Linked DNA regions of Homo sapiens: region 2 is linked to region 1. Evidence: read pairs that join two places in POLR2A ChIA-PET (ENCODE). Cell type or tissue: OCI-LY7. All regions are shown on one strand. Links, peaks and the distances in the headings refer to the core of each region. The heading gives the core; the rest is flanking DNA. Region 1 overlaps PISD (phosphatidylserine decarboxylase). Region 2 overlaps PRR14L (proline rich 14 like).

What was found. ChIA-PET counts read pairs that join two places held together with the same protein. Peaks named below come from ENCODE experiments on the same cell type or tissue, not always from the same donor. Only the 100,000 strongest peaks of a DNase experiment are listed, where the experiment ranks them.
Region 2: POLR2A ChIA-PET joins it to region 1 with 6 read pairs; 5 of 35 experiments call an interaction of 5 or more read pairs at or near these places.

The regions. Positions count from the first base shown.
Region 1 is chr22:31,637,377-31,640,285 of GRCh38, reverse strand. All of the region lies in intron 3 of PISD (phosphatidylserine decarboxylase), which reads left to right. Among named protein-coding and RNA genes, the nearest start is that of MIR7109, 17 kb to the right of the region's middle. RefSeq lists an enhancer at 1,410-1,489. In OCI-LY7, for the core only: no CTCF peak of the experiment used is centred there; DNase peaks (open chromatin) are centred at 445, 1,715 and 2,735; H3K4me3 peaks cover 1,608 bases; H3K27ac peaks cover 2,172 bases.
Region 2 is chr22:31,733,192-31,736,100 of GRCh38, reverse strand. All of the region lies in intron 2 of PRR14L (proline rich 14 like), which reads left to right. Among named protein-coding and RNA genes, the nearest start is that of PRR14L, 15 kb to the left of the region's middle. In OCI-LY7, for the core only: no CTCF peak of the experiment used is centred there; no DNase peak of the experiment used is centred there.

The DNA of each region.
Region 1 (2,909 bases), core at 246-2,745:
TAGAGGTTGCAGTGAGTTGAGATTGTGCCACTGCACTCCAGCCGGGGTGACAGAGCAAGACTCTGTCTCAAAAAAAAAAAAAAAAAGTAGCTTGAAATCGTGTTCTGGAAAGCTGCTTGCTGAGCTGCTCAGGTTGAAGACCCAGAGTGTTCCTTTTAGTTCCATTTAGCCCCGTCGCGTGGAGTGTGCGCAGCTTGAATAATGCTTTTTGGCTTCCAGAGTGCTATTCCCTTGAGTCCCTGATTCAACCTGTGGCCCATCAGTGGGCAGAGGTGATTTTCTGCAGGGTACCAAGGGCACTCTTGAAGGCAGGAGCTCAGGGACTGCTGAGAAGTAGAAGAGCCGCTTCTCTGAGTTTCTTTTCAGGAACTCATGATGTCCTGGGAACATTCTTGGTTCTTGGCCTGAGTGTTCACTTGGGTTCCACAGGTGTGGCTTGTGGCTTTGGCTGTTGACATAGAGGCCTGTGCTCAGAGCCGCGGTGAGTGAGCACAGACAGAGGGTGGGTGGCTACCAGGTACAGATCTGTAGTTTATGGATCCATAGTTTATACTGCTGCAGTGGTCATATGTCCTGCCTTTGTGTGGCGGTTGTGATTTCAGATATGCTGCCTATTTGTCCCCAAAAGTCATAAAAAAAATCATTCAGCAATCATGTCATATTGCCTGTTTCCTCTTTTCCTGAAATTGACAAATACTGTTTTAGATTATATCTCAAATTTTTGGTTACAAAACATCTAATTGAAAATATACACTTTCAGCTAGGCATGGTGGCTCATGCCTGTGATCCCAACACTTTGGGAGGCTGAGGTGGGAAGATTGCTTGAGCCCAGGAGTTCATGACCAGCCTGGCAAGGCAAGACTCTGTCTCTACAAAAAAATACATTAAAAAATTAGCCAGCCTGGCCAACATGGTGAAACCCCGTCTCTACTAAAAATGCAAAAACATTTGCTGGGTGTGGTGGCGGGCGCCTGTAATCCTAGCTAATTTGGAGGCTGAGACAGGAGAATCACTTGAACCCAGCAGGCGGAGGTTGCAGTGAGCCGAGACTGCGCCATTGCACTCCAGCCTGGTCAATGAAACTCTGTCTCAAAAAAAAAAAAAAGAAAAAGGAAAAGAAAAATTAGCCAGGGGTGGTGGTGTGTGTGCCTGTGGTCCCTGTTACCTGAGAGGCTGAGACAGGAGAATCGCTTGAACCTGGGAGGCGGAGGTTGCAGTGAGCTGAGATCATGCCACTGCACTCCAGCCTGGTGACAGAGCGAGACGCTGTCTCAGGGGGAAAAAAAGGAAAAAAAAGACAGGCTCTCACTCTGTCATCCAGTCTGGAGTGCAGTGGTGTGAGCAGGGCTCACCACGGCCTCGACCTCCCAGGCTCAGGTGATCCTCCCACCTCAGCTGAAACTGCGCCATTGCACTCCAGCCTAGGCAATAAGAACGAAACTCTATCTCAAAAAAAAAAAAAAAGAAAGAAAAAAAAAATGGAAAAGAAAAGAAAAATCAGCCAGGGGTGGTGGTGTGTGCCTCTGGTCCCAGCTGCCTGAGAGGCTGAGGCAGGAAGATCTCTTGAGCCCAGGAGTTTGAGAGCAGCCTGGGCAACATAGCAAAACCATGCCTCTACAAAGAAAAAACCATTAGCTAGTAGTAGAGACAGAACTGGTTTTTGTGGCAGAGGCTAGGGAAGGATGGGGGCAGATCTCTGAGGGGAGGAGTGGCCTGCGGGTGTCCTTACTACCCGTTTTGCCTCTCTTGGGGCAGCTGTGTCATTTCCTCTCTGCCGGTCTTCTTGGCCAACAAGCGTTTCTCCCTCTTCCCTGTTCTCCCCACTTCCCCACTTCATCCCCCTTCATCCCCCCTTCCTCGCCCCTCCACAGACCCAGGGCATTTGGTGGACACTTTTGCTTGCAGTTAGGTCAAGTGGAGGTGAGTTTCCCATGGGGCAGGGGCTTGACAGCAGGGGTGGCCGTCCAGACTCTCCAGAAGGGACGTGGGGCTGCTGTTGTGACTGGACCTGCCCCACATCTTTGGGCCTGAGCTGTGCCCGGTCACAGCGTCCTGAGTTCCTTTGTGTTGCCTCTGCCCCGTGGATCTAGGTCTTGGGGGAGGGCTGGTTTCATCCTGGGGCTACCACCACCTGGCAGCAGCCCCACAGCCAAGGGCAGGCACAGCCAAAATACATCTGCCTGAGTGGCCACAGAGCAGGGCCAGGCTCTCCTGGCCCAGTGGTTTGGAGGACAGAGGGCCTGGCCCGAGGGGAGGCACTTGCTCAGCCTGCGGCTCCCACGCCAAAGGCAGGGCGGCCTCTGGGTCTGTCTGGGGCCGAGCCTTATTTCTGGAAGCACATGGATCCTCCTTCCTTGCCACTCAGTCTAAATGTTTAGGTTACAAACATTCTGAGTGAGAAATTTCAGTCAGAGCTTGTAATGTGTAGGACGTGACATTAGGGAGTGAAGAGCTTTCCTCTTCACTGATTCAAGATAGCCAGTGCCGGGTGAGGGGAGCGGGACACTTGCTTCTTCAGAAGAGTGGATCCAAAAGTTGACCTCTTCCCCAGACTGAGTCAGCATGGGAAGAGAATTGTGCTTTCACAAAAGCAGAGATGCTTTTCTGTAGCTTTCACTGTTTCTTCTTTGCTCTGGAAAATGGAGGACGAAGGAGTTCTCAGGTCCTCAGTCACTGGAGTAAAGTGACATGCACGTCCCAGCGTGAGTGCCTGAATGGGTCTCTCAGGTCTGAACAGAACAGCCCTGTGGCTGCCGCGAGCTGGTGCAGGAGGAAGTACAGAGGAGGGTCCGGTTCAGAGTGGCGTGAGACCAGGGTTAGATGACTGTTGCCAGTTTAGGGCCAGTGAGAGATTTTTAATGGTAAATATGTAACCTCTTTTAAAAAAAAACAAAAACAAACAAAAAACA
Region 2 (2,909 bases), core at 155-2,654, 96 kb before region 1:
ACTACAGGCATGCACCACCACACTTGGCTAATTTTTTTTTTTTTTTTTGAGATGGAGTCTTGCTCTGTTGCCCAGGCTGGAGTGCAGTGGCACAATCTCAGCTCACTGCAAGCTCCGCCTTCCGGGTTCACGCCATTCTCCTGCCTCAGCCTCCTGAGTAGCTGGGACTACAGGTGCCTGCCACCATGCCCGGCTAATTTTTTGGTATTTTTTAAATAGAGACAGGGTTTCACCATGTTGGTCAGGCTGGTCTCGAACTCCCGACCTCAGGTGATCCGCCCACCTCAGCTTCCCAAAGTGCTGGGATTACAGGGTGAGCCACTGCGCCCGGCCAATGCCCTATCTTTTAAAAATACAGTTAAATAGGTAAAAGGCTAAGGATCCCAGAGTTCCTATTGTGTTACTTCTTGATGTGGTGGGCTGAGTCTAACAAGAAAAGTTTCTTTTTTTTTTTTTTTCCAATTTAGGGACCTGCCACTTCAGGAGAGAAAAGTTTTTTAATGTAATGTTTGATATAAAAGCATGCGTAATACACATAAAGTATAATGAACACACACATGTATATATGTGTTTATATATGCATACATATACATACACATGCTTACATAACAATCAACCTAAGAACTAGATTACTATCTCAGTGTTCTTTTTTTTTTTTTTGAGACAGATTCTTGCTCTGTCACCCAGGCTGGAGTGCAATGGCACGATCTCAGTTCACTGCAAGCTCCACCTCCCAGGTTCATGCCATTCTCCTGCCTCAGCCTCCCTAGTAGCTGGGACTACAGGCGCCCGCCATGACGCCTGGCTAAATTTTTGTATTTTTTTAGTAGAGACGGGGTTTCACCGTGTTAGCCAGGATGGTCTCGATCTCCTGACTTCGTGATCCGCCCACCTCGGCCTCCCAAAGTGCTGGGATTACAGGCGCAAGCCACCGCGCCCCGCCACCCTGTTCTTTTTTAAAATCATTCCTTTTCTCCCTCCCAGCTCCACCAGTGTATATTCCATTTTGAATTGTATAAAGCAGAATGAAATTTAATTGATATAAATGTTAACATTTTGTACTCAGTTTCAAAAAGTGATCTCCACAATTGAAAAGAAACAGAAATACTTACGGGGAAAGGGGAAACGGAAGACCTGCAGGTTTTAGCAGGTCAATTAGAATTGACTTTGTTCCAGGAAAAGCCAATTTGCTCTTAATATCATTAAGGGAAATGTGTTATCTGGACTGAGAAGTGGTGGTCATGCTCTGTTGTGTGCTGGTTAGGCCACAGCTAGAGTATTATACTTTCCTGTTGTTGTCATGTGTGTGAGAGGTATAGAAAACCAGGAATGCATTCATGGATAAGTATTCACACTAATGACACAACCTGAAAATATGCATCTGGAGGCCAGGTCATTGGGTGTGTAACTTGTGAAAGAGAACAGTCAAGAGACGTGAGAGAAGCCTTCAGCAATTTAGAGGTCATTCAGCAGAAGTGGTCCTGTGGGGCACAGTTAGGCCAGTGGAAGATGTGGGGCAGCAGCAACAGCTCCTAATCACTCTCAGGTCACAGGACCCTTTGGAAATCTGAACACTGCAGACCTTTCAGAAAAGCAGACATACCACTTGCATACCATTTCAGATTTGCAAACCCCAGGCATCCCCTGATCTCAATTTATAAGAGCTCTTGCTATATTGACAAAATATCCCACAGTCAAAAGACAGCTGACAAATTGAGAGAACATATTTGCAATGTATATCAGAGATAAAGGGTCTATATCTGTAATACATGAAGAACTCTTGAATTGAGGAATGAAGAACCAAACCCAATAGAAAAATGATAAGACTTGGGCTAGGTGTGGTGGCTCACACCTGTAATCTCAGCACTTTGGGAGGCTGAGGCGGGAGGATGATGAGGTCAAGAGATTGAGACCATCCTGGCCAACATGGTGAAACCCCATCTTTACTAAAAATGCAGAAATCAGCTGGGTATGGTGGTGCATGCCTTTAGTCCCAGCTATTCGGGAGGATGAGGCAGGAGAATTGCTTGAAACTGGGAGGCAGAGGTTGTAGTGAGCCGAGATTGTGCCACTGCACTCCAGCCTGGCGACAGAGTGAGACTCCCTTTCAAAAAAAGAAAAAGAAAAAAATGGGAAGACTTGATAATGAACTGTGTGTGTGTGTGTTTGTGTGGTGTATGTGTGTGTGTGTGTGTGGTGGTGGTGGTTAAACATAAGAGATGGTCAGCCTCGTGTAATTAGAGAAATGCAAAGTTAACCAGAGATACCACTTTTTTCCCTTTGATTTAAGGGTGTCGCTTTTTGACTATCAGATGGGTGAAAATGAAAATGTATGACAACGTATCTGGTTCAAGCAAGGCTATGAGGAAACAGACATTCTAATACATTGCTGGTGGGAATGCAAACTGATACAACCTTTCTGAGGAGCAGTTTGGCAACATTTAACAAAACTATTGGTGCCTCGACCTGTTCACCGAACACTTTAAGGAAACCTGCCTTAAAAGATAGACTTCTAGGCCTGTAATCCTAGCGCTTCGGGGGGCCGAGGCGGGTGGATCACCTGAGATCAGGAGTTCGAGACCAGCCTGGGCAACATGGTGAAAGCCTGTCTCTACTAAAAATACAGAAATCAGCTGGGCGCAGTGATGCATGGCCGTAATCCAAACTACTTGGGAGGCTGAGGCGGGAGAATCGCTTGAACCCCAAAGGCGGAGGTTGCAGTGAGCCAAGATGGCACCACTGCACTCCAGCCTGAGTGACAGAGCGAGACTCCGTCTCAAAAAAAAAAAAAAAAAAAAAAAACAGTGGCCAGGCGCGGTGGCTCACACCTGTGATCCCAGCACTTGCGAGTACGAAATGGGTGGATTGCCTGAGGTCTGAGGTCAGGAGTTCGAGACCAGCCTGGCCAA